Regions from separate parts of the Homo sapiens genome. Here regions 2 and 3 are each linked to region 1. The links are chromatin contacts, found by Hi-C or POLR2A ChIA-PET in ENCODE. All regions are on one chromosome and are shown on one strand. The core of a region is the stretch at or near the end of the contact, and the rest is flanking DNA. Distances in the headings are between cores, read along the strand shown.

The links. Hi-C counts contacts between places; a loop is a spot of excess contacts on that map. ChIA-PET counts read pairs that join two places held with the same protein, here RNA polymerase II (POLR2A). Pooled maps may share reads with other maps.
Region 2: a pooled map shows a loop between it and region 1 (2.8-fold over the local background). The contact joins two enhancer-like sites. A Hi-C loop is called at or near these places in 1 of 37 single-sample maps with no recorded cell type and 4 of 50 pooled maps. POLR2A ChIA-PET finds 5 or more read pairs at or near these places in 3 of 52 experiments (T-cell, activated naive CD4-positive, alpha-beta T cell and naive thymus-derived CD4-positive, alpha-beta T cell).
Region 3: a loop to region 1 is called in a pooled map, with 3 times the contacts of the local background. The contact joins two enhancer-like sites. A Hi-C loop is called at or near these places in 3 of 168 maps with a recorded cell type or tissue (B cell, CD4-positive, alpha-beta T cell and naive thymus-derived CD4-positive, alpha-beta T cell), 15 of 37 single-sample maps with no recorded cell type and 11 of 50 pooled maps. POLR2A ChIA-PET finds 5 or more read pairs at or near these places in 2 of 52 experiments (T-cell and activated CD4-positive, alpha-beta T cell).

The regions. Positions count from the first base shown.
Region 1 is chr3:179,181,094-179,184,098 of GRCh38, reverse strand. The region is part of intron 1 of PIK3CA (phosphatidylinositol-4,5-bisphosphate 3-kinase catalytic subunit alpha); the gene reads right to left. Among named protein-coding and RNA genes, the nearest start is that of PIK3CA, 34 kb to the right of the region's middle. Within about 2 kb of position 1,683, at least 5 of the 41 ENCODE cell types and tissues checked have a DNase peak (open chromatin) inside an H3K27ac peak, as active enhancers do; they include B cell, where a contact is called at or near this core.
Region 2 is chr3:179,045,086-179,048,000 of GRCh38, reverse strand. All of the region lies in intron 2 of ZMAT3 (zinc finger matrin-type 3), which reads left to right. Among named protein-coding and RNA genes, the nearest start is that of ZMAT3, 25 kb to the left of the region's middle. RefSeq lists enhancers at 1,406-1,485, 1,506-1,645. Within about 2 kb of position 1,285, at least 2 of the 41 ENCODE cell types and tissues checked have a DNase peak (open chromatin) inside an H3K27ac peak, as active enhancers do.
Region 3 is chr3:179,015,829-179,018,799 of GRCh38, reverse strand. It overlaps ZMAT3 (zinc finger matrin-type 3), which reads left to right. Exons shown (of 6, transcript NM_022470.4): 6 at 1-1,577. Among named protein-coding and RNA genes, the nearest start is that of ZMAT3, 54 kb to the left of the region's middle. RefSeq lists an enhancer at 1,393-1,502. Within about 2 kb of position 1,364, at least 2 of the 41 ENCODE cell types and tissues checked have a DNase peak (open chromatin) inside an H3K27ac peak, as active enhancers do; they include B cell, where a contact is called at or near this core.

The DNA.
Region 1 (3,005 bases), core at 434-2,933:
TATCAATTTTGCACAGGGAGGGGCAATGCTCGTCTTCTGTCGTCCTCCTAATTTTAGTAGTATGTGCTGTGAAAATAGGCACTAGCCAATAATCTTCTACCAAAAATACTAGAAGGACCTTGCTTTTAGTTTAATTCCTGCCAAGACACAGGCCCTAATGGCTTCCATTACATAATTATGCATCAGTTAACACAGTGTCATAAAACATATTTTAGTTCCCAAAGTATTTAATATACAACAAGGATTAGACACTGGAAAAAGTCTGGCTCTAGATGTACTGAGTATCCTTGTTTGCCATATAAATACTTAGGTCCCTGACATTTTTGTCTAGTTATTTATCTATCCTTGCTATTATCTTTTTGTCCACATCACAACCTCAGCCTATGTCCTTGGACTGATTTCCTTTCTTAGGAGCTATTATAGTAATCTCTTATTCTTTCCTCTTATACCATATTGATATATTATTGGTATTCTTACAAATAGATATAAAGCACAGAATGTATAGTGCACTGAAATTTTATTGCACTTAAGGTGATCACTTAATGTCTATTCTTAACCTGCTCATTTCAAATGCCAAATTTATTGGTCAAAACAACTTTTTCCTGGCTCTACATAAATTAATCAGATAAATCCATAAACAGCTTCTTGCAAAAATAATACATTTTCTTCCAACTATACTCTAATGAACGTAAGATATTGTATTTTTTTAAGTGAATACACCCCAAGTCTATCTGGGATGTTACGACATTGGATGAAAGACATGATATACAGTAAAAATTTGATTTAAATAACAATGCTTTTTCCATGATAAAGACCAAACAATAACTTTATATCCTGATGTAATTGGTTGCCATCTGCCCCATTTTCTGGCAATAACAAAATATCCTAGTATTATGTTAGTAATAATGAAAATGTCCATTGCAAGCAATTATTGACTAATAGTGATTTATCATCCTTCAGTATTTGATCTCTGGCAAAAGGGCTATTTCACAACAGGAAAGCTTGAAGTAATAACTTTGGCAAGCAAAGAAACTCAGATCTCCCAGAAGTGCAATCAGAGAGAGGGTAGCTTAATTTCAGCACAAGTGTCACCTAGCTAAGATGTGAAGACAAGTTCTATGAATGAAAGCAACAACAATGTGAAGTCATGTAAGCACAGATTTCTAAAAAATCCATCTTTTCGATAATACAATACAGCCAAAATACTTCAATGGTGGGAGAGAAATATTAGTAAGTGGTCTTTATTTTCCCTTTCAAGCATTTACTATTTATTTATACTTATGTACAGTTCAATGTACCAAGTATCTTGGAAATTATAATTACTATACCTTAAAAAGCAAGCAATGAGAATGACAAACTGAAATGGGTATAACTGTGTAAAAGCAGCAACATACATGATCAGTGAGTAGAATATTACCCTTTTTTTTTGAGACAGGGTCTCTCTCAGTTATCCAGGCTGGAGTACAGTGCTACGAACACGGCTCACTACAGCCCCAACCCCAGGCTCAAGCAATTCTCCTGCCTCAGCTTCACGAGTAGCTAGGAACTAGGACTACCTGTGTGTGCTACCATGCCCAGCTAAATTTTTTTTAATGCAGAGATGGGGTCTCGCCATGTTGCCCAGGCTGATCTTGAACTCCTGGGCTCTGGTGATCTTTCTGCCTCTGACTTTCAAAGTGCTGGGATTAGAGGCATGAGTCATAGCACCCAGCCAATACTGCCACTCTTATTCACTGATGCTCTGTATGACATTAGTTAACCACCCAAGGCATGCAGTTAAACAATAAATTACTTACAATGATTTAATACATTAAAATGCTTCTTTATAAAGCTTATCAACTGACAAAAACTTTTAAACTGGCTATTTAACATAAGTCATTAAAAGCTGTCAATTATTCCAAACAACTGCTTCACATGTTATGATTCATGAGCTAACTTCTGCTGACATTAAAATAAAGGCACAGAGGAAGACGTAAGAAAGTTTGAAAAAGGGAACTTTAAGATCTAAAACTTTAAGCCGTCACTAGGGAGTAAAGAGGTAATTCAGGAAAGGGAACGACTGAAGAGATTAAAGTGAAGAGAAATGGGAAAGTTTTTAGGTTGGACAGAGATACCGTAAAGGACAACTCTTTTGTGTATGTGCCCAATAATTATAATTACAGAGATAAATATGTGATGGAGTATCCTGACATGGTAAAAATTCAGAGTGAGAGCATCTAGTACTATGGTATATAAAGAAGACATTCAAACCTCTATTTCTTAAATTACAAGACTTTAAAGGTTAAAATAAAACTAGAATATAATCTTTGAACTTCACCTAGCTGATACTCTTTTGATAGGTGCTTTATGGTGTATGTGACTATGATTTAGTAGACTTATACTAATTTTGAGGAACATAAGGAAAAAAGGCAGAGAAAATATGTTTAATTATCTCCACTGTCAATATTGGAAGTTAGAAATTTAACTTCTGACATAAACCCCTCAAAATAATGAAGTATTAAAAAAATAAAATTATGGGTCCTATTTCTATTGCATAATTCACAGAATTAAAACAATTAGTTAATTTGTTTAAAAAATCTACTTTCCCATCTAGAATCAGCTAATTAAGATGTGCTTGGTTTCTTTGTTACAACTGGGTTTATAATACTAGTGTTCTTACCCATCACTAGTCTACTCACAATAGTATCATTAGCACTAAGATCTAAATAACAGTGCCGTATTTATGACTGCACTTTAGTTTCCACAAAAGCAAAATTCTGAGAACAGCATGAGTCATTATCCCTAGGGTAAAAAAAAAATAATGTTTCTTTGGTCAGAATATGAAACTTATTGCTGATACCAGTAATTTAGTCTAGAAATTCCTTTTCTGAATAAAAGGAACAGAATGTTTCTTTTCTCTATTCACACACTCCAAAACTAACAGAACTGTCCATCTGTCTGCTTTTACTACTCTCCATATCTGGTGTGTGGTGACAGAAAAACAACCTTTAATCTAGCTATTTTCA
Region 2 (2,915 bases), core at 36-2,535, 140 kb after region 1:
AGCGTGTCCTTCATTTCCAGAAGTTGTGATTGTTTTTTATTTATGCTATCTATTTCACTGAACATTTTCCATTCATACCTGTATTATTTTTTGATTTATTTAAGTTGGACTTCACCTTTCTCTGGTGCCTCCTTTTTTTTTTGAGACTGAGTCTTACTCTGTCACCCAGGCTGGAGTGCAGTCACATGATCTCAGCTCACTGCAACCTTTGCCTCCCGGACTGAAGTGATTCTCCTGCTTCAGCCTCCTGAGTAGCTGAGACTATAGGCGAGCACCACCACATCCGGCTATTTTTTTTTTTTGTATTTTTAGTAGAGATTGGGTTTCACCATGTTGGTCAGGCTGGTCTTGAACTCCTGACCTCAGGTGATCTGCCTGCCTCAGCCTCCCAAAGTGCTGGGATTACAGGCGTGAGCCACCACGCTCGGCCTGGTGCCTCCTTGATTGGATTAGTAGTTGACCTTCTGAATTCTTTTTCTGGCAATTCAGATATTTCACCTTGGTTTGGATCCACTGCTGGTGAGCTAAGGTGATCTTTTGGGGGTGTTAAAGAACCTTGTTTTGTCATGTCACAAGAATTATTTTTGTGGTTCTTCCTCATTTGGGTAGACTATGTCAGAGGGAAGATCTGGGACTCAGAGGCTGCTCTTCAGATTCTTTTGTCCCACAGGGTGCTCCCCTGATGTGGTGCTCTCACCTTTCCTCTAGGATGGGGCTTACTGAGAGCTGAACTGCAATAATTGTTATTTTTCTTCTGGATCTAGCCACCTAGTGGAGCTACTGGGCTCTGGGTTGGTACTGGGCAGTGTCTGCAGGGAGTCCTGTGATATGATTCATCTTCATGTCTGTCAGCTGTGGATACCAGCACCTGCTCTGGTGGAGGTAGCCGGGGAGTGAAGTGGACTCAGTGAGGGTCCTTGGTTGTATTTTTGTTAAGTGTGCTGGTTTTGTGTTGGTTGGTCTCCAGCCAGGAGGTGGTGCTTTCAAGAGTGCATCAGCTATGGTAGTATAGAGATGATCATGCGGTGGGTGGGGCCCCAGAGCTCCCAAGAGCTTATGTCCTTTGTCTTCGGCCACCAGTGTGGGTAGAGAAGACCATCGGGTTGGGGCAGGGTTAGGCATGTCTGAGGTCAGTCTCTCCTTGGGTGGGGCTTGCTGCAGCTGCTATGGGGAATAGGGGTGTGAACGGGCCAATGGAGTTATGTTCCCAGGGGGATTATGGCTGCCTCTGCTGTGTCACACAGGTCACCAGGGAATTGGGGGAAAGCTGGCTGTTACAGGCCTCACCCAGCTCCCATGCATCCCCCAGCCCTAAAGGCTGGTCTTCCTCCCACTGTGCCTCATCTGTAGCACTGAGTTCATTTCCAGGCAGCTGGTGGTCAGGGCTGAGAACTTGCCCCAGACCACAAGCCTCCCAGCTGAGAAAGCAGGCCGACTCAGTTCCTCAGCTGTCCCACGGAGTCTGCAGTGGCAATCCGCCTCCTTCAAAGGGCCTGTGAATACCCTCCGCTTTCCTGGTATGTTCCTGCTGTAGTTCTTGGAGCAAAATTTCATGATATGGGTCTCCACACACTGCTCTGTCCATCTGAGTGGGAGCTGCTAGTTAGTCCTGCCTCCTGTCTGCTATTTTCCCTGCAAATTTGCATACTTTTCTTAGTTGCCATTAGTATCATTATGTTGTGGATGCAATATCTGCTTGAATACTACTGGGGATGCTGCTTTGGAAATAAAATACCTGATACTATCTAACCTTGACCCCTCCACTAGTACTGGGTACCTCTTCTGCCTTTTCATGGACTGTGTTCCTGTAGTCATGCTCTTCAGCTCCTGTATCAGCTGTTCTTCTGCTTTTAGTGACTTCTTCCTGTTGTCATACAGACAAGCCTCTAAAATCCATATTTCAAAGGGAAATGATCCCATTTCTCTGTCTAGCTGCATGCCGGATTTCTCTGCTCCCTGTCATAGAGCTCTTCTGCATAGTTGCCTGTACTGGGTGTTTTCCTAGTTAAACCACTTCACATGACCTTTATCTCTCACTGTTCTGCTGAAGTGATTCTTACCTAGGCCAGTTGTGACCTCTGTCTTTGCAAATCCAAGTATCACTTCTCTCTCCTGACTTTATTCACAGCAGCTTTTGACCTGATGAACTACTCCCTTTTTTGGTTATTGTTGTGCTGAATGATTATGAAGTCCTTCAGATATAAGGTACCAAAAATATAATAAACATTTGTATTTGCCATCTAGCTTAAGGAGTAAAAATTATTAATTCAGCTGAAGTCCCCATGTATCTCTTCCCAATTGTATCCCTATCCTATGCCCCTAGATGTAGCCACTATACTGGATTGATATTTATTGTTACCACACATTGTTTTTGTATATTTGCTACATATATGTTCCCTTATATAAGTATATAGTGTTGTTTTTTATATTTTTAGACCCTATATTAAAAATTATTCTTACATATCTTCTTTTGCAATTTGCTCTTTTTATTCAGTATTTTGTTATGAGACCGATTCATGTTTCCATGCATGGCCCTAGAGTGTTTACTTTCACTACTGTGTAGTGTTCCTCTGTATGAATAATCTACAATTTATCTGTTGTCCTGTAGGTGGTCACTTACATTGTTTCCACCTTTTTTGCTGTTACAAACAATACTTCTAGGAGCATCCTTATGGTTATCTCCTATGTATGTTTCTGTTTCGTAATACCTAGAACTATAGTTCCTGGGTCATAATGTATTTAACTAGACTCTTCTTTTGAGCCACTTTGTTCCAGACTTCTATGACACTGCACTTGTCTGGTTTTTATCTTATTTCATGGGCATTCTCAATCTTATTTTTGGATTCTTTGCCACACTTGATATTGTAGTGTCTTAGAGGTTTGTCCTTTGCTCTCTATCACCGACTCGTCTAGGT
Region 3 (2,971 bases), core at 115-2,614, 160 kb after region 1:
TAGCAGAATTAAAAATGATTGTACTGTACAATGAGTTGTTGAAATTGTAAGCCTTAGTAACCATCTTTAGCTTTATTGTAGTCATGTTTAGAAAAAATTATTTTTACATATGCCTTTATTTTTATGCCCACTTTTTGTGGATAAGATTCTTTAGATAAAATCTAAAGAATTTTAAGTGACTTTCTCCAGGTCATGAAGATTCAATGGGTAGAATTGAATCAGAATTGAAATGTTCCAGATTCATATTCTTGTGTGTGTTTGATAAAATTCATGGCTTCCAAAGTAACTGAACACTTCCTTTGGGCCCTTGGAGGGAAAATCCATATTTTTACTAATTACACTTTTTTTTTTAGACATCTGGCAGTTCTTTGAACTTAAACATATTCTCATGGCCATAGTTCCAAATTAAGCCCGACGCAGTTGCTAAAAATCTTGCTGCACTGTTGAATACTAATAATGCAACATTTATTGGATGTTTTTGCATTTTGATGACCTTCATGATTCATTTATAAGTCTTTGTAAGTGCTTAAGTGACCCCCTCACTAGTGAAAATAATAAATGTTCTATATCATTTATTATTATTTGTGTATTCTCTACATGATATATTTTTTTAAGGAAGAGTAACTCCACATGTCAGAATGAGTGATATTATCCTAGGGCAAAGCGCAAATAGGGCAGTTTGTTTCTACTCTGCAAATATGGCATGTATAGGAACAAAACTCTTTTGGAGTGGCTGGTCATTGTTCTGCCCTCTTTTGGTACCTGAGTACCTTTCTGGGGTTTTGTAAATCGTGTGTCATTTGTAAGAATTTCACGTTAACTCTGCGTTACTTGGTGTTCACCTGTGGTATCCTTGACTGACCATAATGATTTAGTTTGGGTATGATGTGTCTGCTTTGAAATGCCTTACTGGAGTATGTCAGATCCTGCTTTAAAGCATTCCATATATCTGCTGGGACAATAAGTTGCTTCTCCTTGGAAATATGCTCTAGATTCAGAAGCAAAACCGATTTTGCTTTCACCATTAAGGTTGCATTTTAATGCAGTTATTGTTTTAAATTAGAGAATAAAATGTAAAACCAAGGGAGGCTTTAGAACCCTTTATTGAATGGCATGGCAAACTTTTAAAACTGCTTTTGCTATTTCACTAGAACTATCTTTGATAAAGGATATAGCTAAAAAATGTCAGCCCAAACTGTGTGTAATTAGGGTTGTTTATTAAAATTTTCTCTAAATGTCATACAGAGGCTTAAGATCTGTGTATGCTGTTGGGTCGGAGTGCCAGTCACTGCTTTGGAAGTCTGTGTTCTGGGGCTGCAGAATGACAAACGTGTCATGGGATTAAAACCAATCAACTGTGAATTGTGAAATTGAAACTACTCTTTCGGTTTTATTTTCTTTAGCATATTGAGTATAGAAATCTGAAACTTATTTAAAATTTATACTGCTTTTGTTGATGGCTCATTTTGGCTGTGTATCCTCACTTATGTACTGATTTCTGATAAAGGCTTGACATTATTATAACACGCATTTTGTGTTCCAGTTTAATAAAACGGTTTCTGAGTCTTGTCTGAAAATTGTTTGGTTATGAGTTGAAGATCAAGGGAAGAAGGTAAATTGTCATCACTGAGACGTTATTTTGATGCCGATTCTCGATGACTGTGGGTTCTCCATTCATCAGTCTGCACACAGTCTGCCATGGTCTTCTGGAAATCATGCAAGTACTGTAAGCTTTTAGGTTGGCAGTAGAATCAACCTAGCTGCCCACACTGCCCGTTCTCCCCATCACTGGAGTTAGCCTGGGACTGGAGTGAGTTCTCAATTTTGTTGGTAGATTTTAATATTTATTTTCCCTTCAAATTTTAAGAAAGTTGGCCTTAGTACCATAAACACTGCTGGAAATAAACACATTATTAAAAAGCATATACCCATTAATCTTTTGGGGGTGTTTTACATGTAAAATACTCTTACAAATATAATCAATTTATATATGCAATATAATTGAGATGTGGTCCTTTAAACAGCCTGGTTTTCTGTATACAGTGTACTTTTGAATTTAAATGCTCACTTAAAAAAGTAGATTATAGGCTGTAAGATGCTGTTATGCTTTAATTAATCAGGATGCAAGACACATACCCTTACTGTTGTGGGAAAAATTCTTCGGTCTGCACACACAAAAAATGTTTCTGAATGAAGTGAATAGATCACACTGAATTTGTGTGTTGTAAAGTACTCAAGGCATCAGCACATTTTATTAAATCATCTCCAGGAGATTCTTAGCTTTAAAAAAGCCATGATAATATGCACCAAAAAAGTCTTAAATGATTTCAGATTTTCAGCCTTTTTAAAGGCATTTCTGAGGCTCATTCATTGGCTGAAAATCTATTCAAGATCAAATGCTGGGTGTTATCCTTTATAATTTCTTAAAGGGCTGGTGATAAAGTTTCCCAATGTATGATAAATTGATATAAGATTATAAAGATCAGAAATAGATCTTTTTATGTGAGTTTTAAGATTTTTATCATCTGAGTTGAGGCTTAAACCACAACAATTCTTAGTTGTGGGATCTTCATAACTTGAAAATTAAGAATTACAAAAAGATGAAGACAGTTAACTATTGTGTAACGTGAATATTATTTTAAAGGGATCTGATTATGAGTTCTTACCAAAAAAAATCCCCTAAAAATACATTTCATGGTTTTTAATCTTCAAGTCTGTGTGTGTATGTGTGTATATATATTTAGGGGGAATGTATACTAGGAGGGAGTTTATGGAAACATGTTTAAGATGATCATATGCTAGTAATGAAGTGTGTCCAAAGGAACAGATGTAAATTTGCCACTGGAAGAAATACACTCCACCATAGGCAGTCTATAACTTATGCTTGGCATTTTGGATAAATCTTTAAGTATGTAATTAGAGCTTCAAATGTGTTTTGGCTGGAAGTTGTCCCTCTAGACAGGAACAAGAT